Regions from separate parts of the Homo sapiens genome. Here region 2 is linked to region 1. A link is an interaction called in ENCODE POLR2A ChIA-PET data of the cell type or tissue named here. Cell type or tissue: A673. All regions are shown on one strand. Each heading gives the region's core, and the rest is flanking DNA. Links, peaks and the distances in the headings are about the cores only.

What was found. Peaks named below come from ENCODE experiments on the same cell type or tissue, not always from the same donor. Only the 100,000 strongest peaks of a DNase experiment are listed, where the experiment ranks them.
Region 2: POLR2A ChIA-PET joins it to region 1 with 7 read pairs; 2 of 35 experiments call an interaction of 5 or more read pairs at or near these places.

Annotation. Positions count from the first base shown.
Region 1 is chr22:50,007,929-50,016,016 of GRCh38, forward strand. It overlaps IL17REL (interleukin 17 receptor E like), which reads right to left and starts at 4,837. Exons shown (of 15, transcript NM_001371417.1): 1 at 4,617-4,837; 2 at 709-736. The coding sequence starts at 4,718. RefSeq lists silencers at 2,828-3,147, 3,158-3,207 and an enhancer at 4,722-5,322. In A673, for the core only: no CTCF peak of the experiment used is centred there; a DNase peak (open chromatin) is centred at 3,663.
Region 2 is chr22:49,867,844-49,875,931 of GRCh38, forward strand. All of the region lies in intron 1 of ZBED4 (zinc finger BED-type containing 4), which reads left to right. It also overlaps a transcript of ALG12 not described here. Among named protein-coding and RNA genes, the nearest start is that of ZBED4, 18 kb to the left of the region's middle. In A673, for the core only: no CTCF peak of the experiment used is centred there; no DNase peak of the experiment used is centred there.

The DNA.
Region 1 (8,088 bases), core at 1,540-6,539:
ATATTTGGCTACACAAATGTCTAGAACAGGCCAGGCATGGTGGCTCAAGTTCACAATCCCAGCACTTTGGGAGGCCGAGGCAGGAGGATCGCTTGAGCCCAGGAGTTTGAGAACAGCCTGGGTTTGGTTGACCAACCAGAGATAGGAAGACTTCAGGTCTATTCCTATGAAAATCAAAAATAAGAAAAAAAACCCCAAAATGCCTAGAGCAATGTTTGCCTAGGTAAACACTGTTTATTTCTACATGGAGGCTTTCCAGTGAGCCTTAACTTTCTTCCTTGTGGCATCTGCATCACTCAGAGTCCTTTTATAAATAGATACGCTGTTTAACAAAGACAAGGTAGTTGTTAAAGGCCCAGTAGGGATCACTTTACACAGGGAAAAAGCTTTGCTAGAGGAGACGGGGTTTTCCACCTGCTGCTTCTGGGCGGCCGGTTTGGAACGCAACGAGGCATTGTGCGTTAAGTGGAGACGTGGGACTCTCTGGCAGGCCCACCTCTGGCCAGGAGCCAGGGTGGCCTTGCCTGGGTGTGGCCAGGGTCCCACACGCATCGGTGAGTGATAGAGGTTTGCCCTGCCCAGAAGGGAACCCCAGCTGCTGGGGACACTGCAGGACAGACCTGCCTCCCACGGTGGACAAAGCGGCCCTGGTAGCCTGGGGTGGGGAGTCCAGGCCCTGAGCATCCCCCGGGGCTGAGATGTACTCACGGTTCCTGTGGCTCCTGCAGGCAAAGCCCTGGGGACAGAACAGTGAGAGGGGTGAGCGGCTGAGGGCACCCCCTCCCCAGCCCATCCTGCTCCTGCCCTGTCCCTCACTCCTGGGGGTCCTGGGCTGCCCTGAATCCTGGCTTCTCCTCAGTGTCAGGGGCCTGGCCCAAGGCTGGCATGCGGCGGTCACTTAGTAAACAGTGTGGTCTGAATCCCTCTGGACCCTCAGGCCCCAGCTCCCCGACCCACTTGTGCGTTTAAGTGGACACTAGCAGAGCACCCACTACGTGCCAGGCTCGCTTAGGTGCTGGGATTCATGAACAGAGGAAAACTGAACCATCCCCACCTCTCCAGGAGCTCACATTCCGAGAAGGGGGAGACAGAACGATCCGAAACCTGGGAAATCAGCAACTTATATTCTGTGTAACTAAAATAAAGGGGTGGGAAAATAACAGAGGGGTCAGGAGGAGCAAGAGGGGTCCGGATAGTGTGGGGGGTGCAGGTTATAAATCTAAGGGGTGCTTGGGGGGCCTCATAGAGGTCAATTTCATGGGCCTGGAAGCAAGTGAGGCTGAGTTGGTGGTGCGGGGCGGGGGCATGCCGTGCAGTGAACAGGTCCTGGATGGTCCAGGTCCAAGCTGCACTCCTGATTTATGATCATCCCCAGCCCAACCTGACCAAGGGCACTCAAAGAGGGGCATGAGGACTTGTGGCCAGGCTCCCACGGGGCAGAAGGGTCCTGTGGGACAGGCTGCTCGCAGACAGCCTGTGGGTGAGGCAGAAGGCGCCCGGCACCCCGGCACCAACGGCGTGGGAGCTGAGGTCCGAGAGCACAGGGTGGCACTGGCGCCCTCAGAGCAGGGCAGGACCCCCAGAGTCCAGGCCCCCTGGGGGCGGCCACTGAGCCTGGGGTGTTGGACTGTGCAGCCCGCGGTCAACACAGCCGCTCCATTCTTGAAAAGAGCTGACCCTCTACAGACCGGACGGGGAAGCCCAGGCTGTCGGGGTGGGGGTGGGGGTGGGGGGAGCTCAAGATGGAGACCTGGACTTCTGCTCCTAGCCCAGGTGGGAACACGGAAAAATAAAAGTCGGGCCCACTTCTGTTCCTTGAATTGTGGAGCGGGCATTACCGGTGGCTACACCTCCTTCTAAATATTTTTTATTTTGGAATATGTTTAGATTTACAGAGAGTTTACCCAGGATCCCCTCATCTCAACAGTTTCCCGTGCATCTGCAAAACCTGGGGAGCCACATGGGTGGCGGCAGTCAGTGACCCTCAGTCTGGTGTGGAATCGGCGGCAGTCAGTGACCCTCAGTCTGGTGTGGAATCGGCGGCAGTCAGTGACCCTCAGTCTGGTGTGGAATCACGTGCTACTAGTGAACTGTTTTCTGTTCCAGGGTCCAGCGCAGGACCCCACCCTGCAGATGGCCTCTGAGTCTTCGTTCTCACCCCACCGTCTCTACCCATTTGCCGACCACCCCAATAACTCCCCAGAGACTGCCGTGAGTGACCCTCCTCCGCCTGCCATGGCCACGAAACCCGCCGCCCGTGGGCGGAGTATACAGGCTGGACCCAGCGTCCTGATGGAAGCCCCGGCCTCGGCCCCTGGTGGGGAGCAGGGCCTCAAACGAGGGGCCGGCGGAGCTGACCCCAGGCTGCTGAGGGCTCCGCCCAGGCAAAAGGGGCCGGGCTCACCCGGGGCAGCCTCTGGGGAACGGGATCCGAGCAGGCCTCAGGTGGGCAGGCGAGGGCAGCCCAGACCAGCCCGGGCACAGAGGGAGCGGCGGAGGCAGCGTGGGGAGGCCCAGTGAGGCCGCCTGTGTGGAACTGCAGGGGGGCAGTGGCGTGGGTCCCCGGGCCTCCCTCCCGCCAGGTGCCCTGAAGCCCCTCTGGGCGCCCACTGTGGCCTGGACTCCCCGCATCCACCTTCAGGAGAGAAAGAATCCCCGCTGGGGGCTCGGAGGCCGGGGTGGGCTGGAGAGGCGAAGGGCGTCTGCTCTCTCTCCTGACTTCCTGGACTCTGAAGCCCACCCAGGGCTGGCCCCGTGGCCCGAGTGTCTGGGGCTGCAGGAGAAGCCGCTGTCGGGGGCGCGGAACGTCGCGCGGTTCTGCCCCGCCCCTGCCCCACGGCACGGGGAGCGGGACCCGGGCGCGCTGGGGGGAAGGTGGGGGGAGCGGGGGCGGGGGGGGGCTGAGCCCGGGCGCTGGGCGCCTCCCCCGCACGGGGTTTTCCGTCGTGCTTCTCGGGGCTTCCCAGCGGCCGGCGTCGGGGGGTGTGCAGGGAACCCCCAGGGCGGCTGCTCGCGGCCCCACCCCGCCCAAGCTCCCCTGCATGCGGCCCAGCCTCCCGCCGTCACCCGCGCGGGTCCCCCCCCAGGGCGCGGCTGTAGCCCCAGCCTCCCCTCCCTGGCTTCCCCCCGCGGGCAGGGGCTCCCGCGCCCCCTCGCAACCACCGCCCTGTCCAAGGCTGCCCAGGCAGCGCCCCTACACCCACCTCCAGCTTCCCGCTCCTCTTGTCACCCCTTGACCCCTCCTGCTCAACCCTCCCCACCCCATCTTCCATGAGACCCTCCCTCAGCCCCGCCAAACCCCTCCTCTCCTCTCCCCTCCAGCACTTCCCCTCCTTCCTGGCCTCTTCCACCCGCCTCAGCCCCTGCCCTTGCCCCTGCCCCTTTCCTTGGAGTACTGAGGGTTCAATCTTGGTCCCCACCCATTCCCCAGGATCACCTGGCCGTCCTAGCGTGGACAGCGCGGTCACACCTCGGACCGGGAGGCTGCCTGCATACCCCGCAGCCGCCTCAGCAAAGCTTTCCAGCTTGCACTTCAAGGCCGCCTCCCCCCATGTCTCCCAACTCAGGGACCATTTCCTCCCAGAGGCAAAAGTCGATTCTGAGGTCTCATCTCTCGCTTCTCCTTCCCCCTCCTAGCCAGGATCCCCAGGCCTGCCCCCTCCCTGTTTTCCATCTCCACTGCAGGGTGGCATCCGGTGGACACCCCTCCCACCTGAACCCGCCCATCTCCCCTGCTGCCACCGGTTCCCACGCATCCCAGCCTGCTTTCTTCCTTGTTCCACGAATGCCCTGTGGATCTGAGCCTGCCCATGGCACCCAGCACTCCAGCCCTTGCTGCTCCCCTCCCTGAGCTGAGCCCTCTGCTGGACCCGTCTCAGGCCCTGTGGAGCTGCTGGATGTCCCCGCAAGTGTCCCCTGAGGTGACCAGGCCACCACCCTAAAGGCACATCTTGCTAACTGCTGTCCCCATGCCAGGAACGGTGCACCCAGCAGGTCCTCAGTGAGTCCTCCCTTTCCGGGACACCTTCTGTGCCCTTTCCATGCCTGTGTCCCCACTGTGCCCGGCCAGCCTTGGGCACCGGGGCCCCTTCCTGGGATGCTGGGTACACTTCCTGCTGCAGGTGCTGATGAAGCGCCCTCTCCTGTAAGGCTGAGTGAGTGGGCTGTGCAGTGAGAGCCCTCCACCCCAACCCAGCCACCTCCACTGCCAACATCTCATTCTCAGCACGTTCTCCGAGTGTTTCCTTGGCAGGTGTCTACACAAGCCCAGGTGTTGCGGGCTCCCGATGGCTCAGAGCAGCCGAGCGGGGTGGGGTGGGAGCCCCGGATGGGCTTGCGGGCTGCCCTAGATTCTAACACAGCCTCCTTGGAGGTCACAGGTGGGTCCGAGGTGGGCTCACCCTGCCTTGAGCTTCCAGCAAACACTTCCCGGAGCAGCTCGGCAGGGTCAGGCCAGGTCTCCCATCCTTCTTTCACCAGCGCTGCCCTCGGACCCCCCAGGGCCCTGCAACCCCTCACCTGCTGATGTGCTGAGAGCGTCAGGCCAGACCCACCTGAGGAGAAACCAGGGCCTTATCTGCCACAGTGTAGGGGCCTAGGAGGAGGCAGGAGCTTACCTGAGAACAGGAGAGGCCACATTCTGTAATCCGGGGGATGGCCAGGCTCTGGAAAGTGCCCCAGGTCAGGCCCAAGAACGCGAGTGCTTGCCCAGCCAGCATCTGGCTGTGCAGTGAGAGCTCCCACTGGTAAGCGTGGATGTGAGTGGGGCAAGTTTGCAGGATGCCCTGTGGCAGCGGCTCCAGGCTGACCCTGCAGCTCCAGCCCCAAAGACAAACAGAGGGTGGAGGCTGCTCTTCACAGCTGGAGCGAGCGAGACACTCCCCCTCCCGGCAAAACAGGGCTCGCTTCACAGACAGCAGCCCGGGAGACTTTCCACCGCCTGGGGCCAGAAGACTGTGGCCAGACACTTGTGGAGTTTCTAGGTTTCCAAAGGAAGCATCCAGAAACCTTGGGGCCTTTGGGGTCCGAGGACACCCTAATGGGGTTCCCCACAGGGCGGCCACTGGTGCAGAGATGGCTCCAGGCCGGCGGGATAGGCTGCCGCCGGCGTGCACCTCCCTCAGGCATGCATGAGGCCAGGAGGGTAGACAAGGGCCCTGGAAAGCTGGCTGGGCTGGCAGAGGGGTGGAATCTGTCCTGGGCACTCATACCCCAGAGCCCCTGGCTTCAGCCCCAGCCCCTAAGGGGAGCCCTCTCCTAAGACCTGAGATTCCACCCAAGTCCCTGGCCTCCACCTCCCCTCAAGATGCAAAAGGCCACCTCCCCTGTGTGGTCCTCCCTATGAGCCCCCCCCCACTCCGGAGGGCACCCCCCGAGGCTGGGAACTCTGGGGCCCAGCCTCTGCTCAGGGAGCCGTTCTGTGTCATCTTCTTATTTGGAGCATCAAATGCATAGGAAAGTTTCTGGGCAGAAGCTTACTGCTTCCCATTTGCCTCCAGCCAGGGCAGGGGGTTGGAGAGAACCAGGGTGCAGTTCTTGGGTCCTCCTGGCTCCTCCCTTCCTGGACAGGCACAGAGGCTTCTGCACCTGCCTCAGGTTCTGGGAGGGCACTGCCCCACGTGTGTGTGTGTGTGTGTGTGTGTGTGTGTGTGTGTGTGTGTGTGTGTGTCTGTGTGTGTGTGGGGGGGGGATGGCGGGAGTTAATAGCTGGGGAGCCTGGGAGTGTCTAGCTGGGGTGTTCTGCCTGGAATACCCACAGGACACCCCAAGTGTGGAGGGCGGCACCACCCCCAGGCTGGGAGAGGCTGTGGGCCTCACACTGTGGGCTCGGGTAGTCAGGAGGGAGCTTGAGAAACAAGCTCTGGGGTTCGGTCCCAGGGGAGGGAAGGCGGCAGGGGCTGCTGTGACCGTGAAGTCCTCCCTCCCTCCCACCACCCCGCACTGCCCACCTCCCTGCCTCCTGGGCCAGCACCTCGACCCTGCCCCCGCCTGGCCTAGAGCCCTCCATGGGCTGGAACTTATGCACTCACTGCTGGGCAGAGTAGATGGGGCTGAGCCCGCCCCCTGCAGCAGCGTGCCTGTGGCCACAATGCCCTGGAGAGAGTGGCTAGTGCCAGCCTCCATGCCACGGCATGGTCAGCAGCAGGCAGGCACATTTGGGGGTGGCTCAGGACGGGCCACTGTCATCCCCTATCCCAGGCTGGCTGAGCTGTAAGACAGATACTCCAGCTGGGCCTCGCCCCTCAGCCTGGCCTCCAGCCCTCCTTATACCAGGGGACGATGGGGGCTGCTGTACTGTGGCAGGGGTGTCCCAGACGATGTCCATGGGCACGGCCAGCAGGATCATTGGGAAAGGACAAATGTCCCTCCCCCATGGGCCCACTCACACCCAAACCTCTCTCCAGGCCTCTCTGGGACAGGCCCCCACCACGACACACCCGTTGCCTGAAGGCGCCATCCCAGCGTGCCGTGACGCAGGCAGGGGCTGCAGGTGGCCAGTAGTCGGTGATCTCGTGTAGGGACGGCCCACGGGGTGTGGCTGGTGCTGGTTCCAAGGCCCAGGGAAGGACAGTGGGGCCGGCCTCTGCCCTCTGCCCCAGGCCCCCGGCCACCCTCTCCAGCCTGAGGTCAGAGGGCTCCAGCCCTGTCTCTGAGGGCTGGGGGATTGGCCCTGCTCAGTATCCATGAAGAGCCAGGCCACGGGCTCCTGGGCGGGCCCCGGCCACCGAGATCACCCACCGCAGCTGGGCGAGGCCTGGGGTGGGGGTGGGGTCTTTCCAAGTCTGGGTCTCCAGGGCAGCACGGCCACACAGCCCAGTGACCATCGGTCGCCCAGAAGCCCAACGGTGAAGGGATCTGAGGGTCCAACCCCGGGGGCTCCCTCCGCGCCCGCGCTGGGCACCAGATGGGAGGAAACGGGGTGCGGAGACCCTGGGCGGCGCCGAGACTCGTCGGACGAACGCGGGAAGGAACGAACCAGCGTCCGCCCGGGACCCGGGCTGGAGCCTTCCCCAGAGCGGCTCGGAGGGTCCGGAGCGGGTGCGGGGGTGCTGGGCACGAGGTTCCCAAGAAAACCACGGCGAGGACGCGGGTTCACCACAACAGCGCTGTGTTCTCGGCCTCAGCTCCGCGCAGGTTTCCACGGAGACGCGCGTGGCTCCGGGTCGTCGTCCTGGTCCCCGCGCCGGTCCCGACTCACGGGGTCCGCGGGCTGCAGCTCCGCCCGCCGAGCCGCACGAAGGACGCGCCCTGCAGGACCGCGGCGCAGAACGAGCGGCAGCGCTTGCAGGGCCCGGCGGGTGGCAGCAGCCCGCGGCACACGAGGCAGGGCGGCGCTCGGGGGTCCCTCGGCAGCCCTGGGGAGGGAGGGGCGCTGAGACCGCGTGCGCCGGCCCCACATTCCCCGGCCGCGCCTCCCTCCACCCCGACAGCACTCGCCCGCCCCGGCGCGCCCCGGGACTCCCCACCCCCTACAGCGCCTTCCTCCACCTGCAGTCGCGTCCCCGGGCCCCGCCCACCCCGCCCCCCGCCACCGCTCCTCCAGCCCACTGACCTTCCCACACCCCCCGGGAACCCTGGACTGCGTCCACAGACCCTGAGCCCACAGATCCCTGAAACCTCGCCCCTGTCCTCTCCTACCCCAGCCCACCCCCGACCGCGCCCCAGGCCCCCTGACTGTGCCTAGCGCCCCTTGACCTCGACCCCAGGTCCCCGGACCGCACCCACCCGTCCCTCAATCCACACCCACCAACAGGCGACGCCCGCGCCCCTCAAGGCCACGCCCCCAGGCAGGCCCCCCAGGGTCACCCTTATCACCTGCAAGACCAGCCCCAGGTGGCTCCCAACTCGCTCCTGCATGGAGCCCACCTGCTTCCCCCAGCTTTCGGAAAACCAAGACCTCCACTCAAACGCAGGGGGGCGGGGGTAGGGTGTCGTCCCTCTGGGATGAAGGCTCTGCGGATGGGAGGTCCCCTTCCCCACCCCCCTCACCCTCCCTAACGCCCCTCCACCTGGCCCCCCACCCCAGAGGGGCAGTCCAGCTCTGCCTCTAGCTTGTCAGCCTCTCTCAGCCCTCCTCCAGGTGAGTCC
Region 2 (8,088 bases), core at 1,019-6,018, 140 kb before region 1:
ATAGCTTAGTCCAGCCCCCCTCAAATGTGCTCAGACACTTACATGAGCCCACAGTTGGGCAGAATCACCTGACACAAAGCCTGTTTTGTCATAAAGTGTTGAATATCTCATGTAAGAGTGTCACACCGTATGTTGTTAGCCTAGGAAAAGATCAACATTCAGAATTCAAAGTACAGTTTGTACTGAATGCCAGTGGCTTTCACACCATCGTAAAGTTGCAGGTTCGTAGGTTGAACCGTCATTAAATCAGGGACCCACTTACCCATATTCATGGTTTGTCCCTTCCACTTACATTTGTTGGTTAACGGAAAGACCTTGTCAGTCTTCTTTTTTGTTGTTGTTGATAACATCAGAGGATTGTGGTTTTACTGTTCTAGTTTTCCTTTTATTGAGAGATTTGGGGAAACTAAAAAATAAAATATAGGCAGTGTTACAAGCAAACAAATGAGCTTACTATATTTCAAATGAATAAAATAACTACACTTGAGGAAGGAAGCTGGCTGAGGCTGGTGGATCACCCAGGATCAGGAGTTCGACACCAGCCTGGGCAACATGGTGAAACCCCATCTCCACAAAAAATGCAAAAAATTAACTGGGTGGTGGCACACACCTGTCATCCCAGCTACTGAGGAGGCTGAGGTGGGAGGATTACTTGAGCTCATGAGGCGGAGGTTGCAGTGAGCCAAGATTGTGCCACTGCACTCTAGCCTGGGCAACAGAGCGAGACTGTCTCTTCCAACAAAAAAGAAAAATGAAAACTGACCCAAGAAACTCTTGGACACGATGTGATTATAAACCTCCAAGTAAAAAGATAAAAATTATAAATGAATTGTGATCTCCAGCTAGAAGGCTTGTTTTCTTGGTGGCCTGGGTTAGTAATTCTGCAGCTACTTCGTGCATGTGTTGTAGGGTTGAGCAAATGAGGAAATCTGCCAGGAGGGTGGGAGCCCAGCCTCCCAGAGGTGGATTGAAACGTCACGGATGCAGGCCGGGCGCAATGGCTCACACCTGTAATCCCAGCACTTTGGGAGGCCAAGGCAGGCGGATCACCTGAGATTGGGAGTTTGAGACCAGCCTGACCAACATGGAGAAACTCTGTCTCTACTAAAAATACAAAAAAAAAAAAAAAAATTAGCTGGGTGTGATGGTGTATGCCTGTAATCCGAGCTGCTTGTGAGACTGAGGCAGGAGAATCACTTGAACCCAGGAGGCGGAGGTTGGGTGAGTCGAGATCATGCCATTGCACTTCAGCCTGGGCAACAAGAGCAAAACTGTCTCAAAAAAAAAAAAAAAAGAAAAATCACGGTTGTGGAAAGGGGGATGCTCGGTCTTGTGATCTCAGGGTCAGGGCAGAGTTGGCGGTGTCAGTGTGAAGTTGTGGCTTTGATTCACGTACACACATGCATGTTGGTGTGTGTGTTTATGGGTTCTAGTGCTTCCGCTGGAAGGGCCTAAAGGCAGAGGCACCCGTAACAGTGAGTGCACGGCTGCCTACCTCGTACCCGCGTGGTGGTTATCCACCTCGGGCCTTTTTGGCAGCGCTCGTCCTCCAGACCAGATTATTTCATCTCTGACTGGAGAACACTCTTGCGTGGACTTTAGTGTGGGTCACTTAGAGACACGTTCTGTGTTTGGTTTGTCTGATGGTGTTTTTTAGTTCCTGTTTATTCCTCAGGGAATATTTGTACTGCTTACTGAATTCTGGTTTGGCTCTCATTTTTCACAGCTTTGAAGATGTCATTCCTCTGTCTCCTGATTTACATTGTTTCTCTTAAAAAGTCAGCAGTGTATCTCATTGGTTTTTTTCTTAAAATAGCTTTCATGGAAATAATCTGATATACGTAAAAGTGGAAAGGGTAGCATAATAAACCCTGTGCACGCATCCCCAGCTTCAGAATTACCAGTTCACAGCCATTCCCATTTCATCTGTGTCCTCCACTCACTTTTTAAAAAGTTTTGTTTTTAAAAAGAATTTCAACTTTGATTTTAGATTCATCAGGCACATGTGCAGGTTCACGACATGGTATATTGCGTGATGCTGAGTTTGGGATAAGAATGATCGTCGCCCAGATCGTGAGCATGGTACTCAATAGGTTGTTTTTCAGTCTTGTCCCCTCCTCCCTTCCTCCCTCCCTCACTCCTCACTCTCGCAGTCCCAGTGCCTGTGGTTCTCATCTTTATGTCCCTGTGTACCACATGCTTAGCTCCCACTGATAGGTGAGAACATGTGGTATCCGGTTTTCTGTTCCTGTGTTTGTTCACTTAGGATGATGGTCTCCAGATGCATGCATGTTGCTGCAAGGGACATGATTTTGTTCTTTTTTATGGCTGTATAATATTCCATGGTGTGGATATACCACATTTTCCTTATCCAGTCCACCATTGCTAGGCACGTAGGTTGATTCCATGTCTTTGCTATTGTAAATAGTGCTGTGATGAACATACATGTGTACATGGGGTTTTTTTGTAGAATGATTTATTTCTTTGGGTACATACCTGGTAGTGGCATCACTGGGTCCAATGGTAGCTCTGTTTTTAGTTCTTTGAGAAGACTCCACACTGCTCTCCGCAGTGGCTGAACTCATTGACATCCCTGCCAGCAGTGCTTGAGTTTCCCTTTTCTCTGTAGCCTCTCCAGCATCTGTTATTTTTTTCTTTTTTTAATAAAAGCCATTGTGACGGGTGTGAGATGGTATCTCGTTGTGGTTTTGATTTGCACTTCTCTGATGACTGTTGATGTCGAGCATTTTTTCACGTCTGTTGGCCACTTTTATGTCTCCTTTCGAGAAGTATCTGTTCATGTCCTTTGCTTGCTTTTTAATGGGGTTATTTTATTTCTTGTTAAGCTTCTTATAGATTCTGGATTTCAGACCTTTGTCAGATGCATAGTTTGCAGATATTTTCTCTTATTCAGTGGGTTTTCTGTTTATTCTGTCGATGGTCTCCTTTTCTGTGATAGTTTCAGCTATGCAGAGGCTCTTTAGTTAGGTCCCAGTTGTCAATTTTTGTTTCTGTTACAATCCACTCAATTATTTTGAAGCAAATACCCAAAATCATAATTCACGTAGCTACATTTCAGTAAGTATTTTTAAAAGATAGATTTTTTTTTTTTTTTGAGATGGAGTCTCACTCTGTTACCCAGGCTGGAGTGCAGTGGTGCAATCTTGGCTAACTGCAACCTCCATCTCCAGGGTTCAAGCAATTCTCATGCCTCAGCCTCTCAAGCAGCTGGGATTACAGGTGTGCACCACAATGCCTGGCTAATATATTTTTTTTTAGTAGAGATGGGGTTTCACCCTGTTGGCCAGGCTGGTCTCAAGCCTCCCAAAGTGCTAGGACTACAGGCGTGAGTCACTGTGCCTGGCTTAGAATTCTCTTTTAAAAGTTAATTCATCAGCACTTTGGGAGGCCAAGGCAGGTGGATCACGAGGTCAGGAGTTCGAGACCAGCCTGGCCAATGTGGTGAAACCCCGTCACTACTAAAAATACAAAATTAGCTGGGTGTGGTGGCACGCACCTGTAATCTCAGCTACTCAGGAGGCTGAGGCAGGAGAAAGCTTGAACTTGGGAGGCGAAGCTTACAGTGAGCCGATATTGCCACTGCACTCCAGCCTGGGCGACAGAGTGAGACTCTGTCTCAAAAATAAAAAAAAAGTTACATTTTCAGTATAATGTAGTCTGGTAAGCGTGCAATAGCATGACGTCTAAAACAATGTACCTACCTTGATTTTTAAAAAGCTTGTTGCTGAAAATGCCAACAGTCATCTGAGCCTTCAGCAACTCATAATCTCAGCTGGGAGGAGATGTTGCCTTGGTGTCCAGGGCTGCTGACCAATCAGAGTGCAGATTGCTGACCAATCAGAGTGCAGATTGCTGAAGGGTGGGGTGGCTGTGACAATTTATTTATTTATTTATTTTTTTTTTTTTTTGAGACAGAGTCTTACTCTGTCGCCCAGGGTGGAGTGCAGTGGTGTGATCTCAGCTCACTACAACCTCCACCTCCTGGGTTGAAGCGATTCTCCTGCCTCAGTAGCTGGGATTACAGGTGCACACCAACATGCCCAGCTAATTTTTGTATTTTTAGTAGAGACGAGGTTTCACCATGTTGGCCAGGCTGGTCTCGAACTCTTCACCTCGTGATCCGCCTGCCTCGGCCTACCAAAGTGCTGGGATTACAGGCGTGAGCCACTGCACCCGGCTGACAATTTCTTAAAATAAGACAATGAAGTTTGCTACATCGATTAACTCTTCTATGAAAGAGTTCTCCATAGTGTACATTTTACCCACAGTAGAACTTCTTTCAAAATTGTAGTCAATCCTCTCAAACCCTGCTGTTGTTTTATCAATTATGCTTATAGAATATTCCAAAATCTTTATTGTCATTTTAACAGTGTTCATAGCATCTCCACCAGGAGTAGATTCCATCTCAACAAACTAGTTTCTTTGCTCATCCCTAAGCAGCAGCTCCTCATTCACTCAAGTTTTATCCTAAGAGTACAGCAATTCCGCCGTATCTTTGGGTTCTGTGTATAATTCTAGTTTTTGCCCTTTCCACCAAATCTGCAGTCACTTCCTCCATTGAAGTCTGAGCCCCTCAGAGTCATCCATGAGGGTTAGAATTAACTTCCTTCAACCCATTCTCCTGGTAATGTTGGTATTTTCCCGTCCCAGGAATCACACATGGTTTTGTTTTTGTTGTTTTTAGAGATATGGTCTTGCTCTGTCACCAAGGCTAAAGTGCAGTGTCACGATCACAGCTCACTGCAGTCTCAACCTCTTGGTCTCAAGCGAACCTCCCGTCTCAGCCTGCCAGGTAGCTGGGACTGCAGGTGTATGCCACCAAGCCTGGCTAATTTTTAAATTTTTTTTTTTTTTTCCTGAGATGGAGACTCACTCCATCGCCCAGGCTGGAGTGCAGTGACGTGATCGCGGCTCACTGCAACCTCTGCCTCCCAGGTTCAAGCGAATTCTCCTGCCTCAGCCTCCCGAGTAGCTGGGACCGCAGGCACCTGCCGGCTAATTTTTTTGTATTTTTAGTAGAGACAGGTTTCACCATGTTAGCCAGGATGGTCTCGATCTCCTGACCTTGTGATCCACCCGCCTCGGCCTCCCAAAGTGCTAGGATTACAGGCGTGAACTACCGCGCCCAGCCAATGTTTTAATTTTTTGTAGAGCTGGGGTTTTGCCATGTTGCCCAGGCTGGTCACAAACTCCTGAGCTCATGCAGTCCACCTGCCTTGGCCTCCCAAGGTGCTGGGATTACAGACATGAGCCACTACAGCCAGGGATTTCCTTCAAGAACTTTCCTTTGCATTCACGTCTTGGCTGTTGGTACAAGAGTCCTAGCGTTGGCCTCTCTCAGCTTTAGACGTGCCTTCATCACTAAGCTTAATCATTTCTATCTTTTGAAAATGAGAGACGTGATACTTCCTTTCACTTGAACATGTAGAGGATTAATCGGCCTAATTCTAATTTCTCGTGTGTCTCAGGGAAGAGGGAGGCTGGAGGAGAGGGAGAGAGACGGGGAACTGCTGGTTGATGGAGCAGTCAGGACACACATTTATCAGTTAAGTTCACTGTCTGACATGGGTGTGGCTTGTGGTGGCTCACGTTAATTACGATGGTAGCATTAGAGAGTACTGATCACAGATCACCATAACAGATACCATGATAATGGAAAAGTGTGAAATATTGCCAGAATTACCAAAATGTGACACACAGGTGGAGAGCCCCTGCTGTTAGAAAATGGCACCGATGGACGTGCTTGATGCAGGATTGCCACAAACCTCCAATTTGGGGGAAAAAAAAGTATCTGCAAAGAGCAGTAAAGCGAGGTGCGGTGATATGAGGTGATATGAGGTATTGGGTCTTCCCACCTCATCACCCCCACCCTGCAGCCCCAAGAAAGGCTCAGAGAGAGTCAAGACCAACCTAGAATGAGATGTCTGTTTTGAAGAGAGAACAGCTGGGTTCTTCTCGACCCACAGGGATGCACGGCCCACCTTGTAGGTTGGAGCGAGGAGCGTGGAGGACAAGATCATCCTGGAATGAGAACATAAGGGCTGGGGAATGGGGCGGCGCTGCCACCAGGGAGGAGAGATGCCTGAAATTAGGACATTCCCGGGGAGCTGGCCCGTGCCGAGAACAAGAATGAGCTTGAGTCCTGTGACCTCTCTGAACTCTCTTACTCTTTAGCTCTAGTACTGTTTTGTAGAGGCCTTACAACCTTTATGACATCGATGGCCCTGTCGTCTGCCCATCAAGGCAGTTCTGATTTTCTCTGACAGCCGCCTCCTGCCTGGGCAGACTCCCATCCAGTGCTGTATAGAATATGCCGAGGGGAAGCACTCACTCTTTCACTGATGAGTATGATGGGAGCTGCACTGTTTCCCGGATGCGTCTCATAAGGCTGAAGATGTTTCCTTCCATTCCTGGTTTGTGCAGAGTTTTTGCTGTGAATAGAGGTAGAAGTGTTGGCAAATGTTTTTCTACATCGAATGACGTGCCCATATGGTTTTCCTCCTTTTGCTAATGTATTGTTTTAATTTTTTTTTTTTTTTTAGATGGAGTCTTGCTCTATCTCCCAGGCTGGAGTGCAGTGGTGCGATCTCGGCTCACTGCAACTTCTGCCTCCCAGGTTCAAGCGATTCTCCTGCCTCAGCGTCCCAAGTAGCTGGGATTACAGGGGCCCACCACCATTTTTGTATTTTTAGTAGACATGGGATTTCACCAGTTTGGCCAGGATGCTCTTGATCTCCTGACCTCGTGATCCAGCTGCCTTGGCCTCCCGAAGTGCTGGGATTACAGGCGTGAACCACCATGCCCAGCCTTTTTTTTTTTTTTTTTTTTTTTTTTGAGACGGAGTCTCACTCTGTCGCCAGGCTGGAGGGCAATGGCTCGATCTCAGCTCACTGCACCTCGACCTCCCGTCCAGGTTCAAGCGATTCTCCTGCCTCAGCCTCCTGAGTAGCTGGGAAAACAGGTGCGTGCCACCATGCCCGGCTCATTTTTGTATTTTTAATAGAGACGGGGTTTCACCATGTTGGCCAGGCTGGTCTTGAATGCCTGACCTCAGGTGATCTGCCCACCTTGGCCTCCCAAAGTGTTGGGATTACAGGTGTGAGCCACTGCACCCGGCCTGTTTTAATTTTTTGACTATTAAACCAACCTTTTATTCCTGTGATGAATCATGACGTATTATCTTTGATACATAGTGTTTAATTTAATTTGTTACAGTTTTGTTAAGGATTTTTTTTCTGTGCTCATAGGGTATCAAGTTGTTTCTTTTATTGTAATGTCTTTGCTGGTTTTGGTATCAGGGTAATGCTGCTGATATAAAGAATTGGGAGGTGTTTCTTCCTTTATTTTCTGGAAGAATTTGTATTTTTTTTTTCTTTAATGTTTGGTAGAATTCACCACTGAAGTCATCTGGGCCTGGGAGTTTCTCTGTGGGAAGGTTTTTCAACTATAAGTTCAATTTGTAAATAAAAGGCTAATCAGCTTATTCTTGAGTTTTTGTAGTTTCTGTCTTTCAAGTAATTTGTCCATTTCATCTGAGTTGCATAATTTATTTTCTTTTTTTTTTTCTTTTTTTTGAGACGGAGTCTTGCTCTGTCACCCAGGCTGGAGTACAGTGGCGCCATCTTGGCTCACTGCAGCCTCCACCTCCCGGGTTCCAGGGATTCTCCTGCCTCAGCCTCTCAGGTAGCTGGGGTTACAGGTGCGCACCACCACGCCCGGCTAATTTTTGTATTTTTAGTAGATACAGGGTTTCACCATGTTGGCCAGGCTGGTCTCGATCTACTGACCTCAAGTGACCTACCTGTCTTGGCCTCCCAAAGAGCTGGGATTACAGGCGTGAGTCACCCCGCCCAGCTTGTCCATTTCATCTGAGTTGCAGAACTTATTTTTATAAAATTTTTTATATGTTTCCTTACTATCCTTTTATATATGTAGGATCTGTAGTGATACTCCCTCTCTCATTCCTGGTAGTGGTAAATTCTGTCTTCTCCATTTTTTTCTCTAATCAATATTTGTAGAAGCTTATCAATTTTATTGCTCTTTCCCAAGAACCAGAGTTTGGTTTCA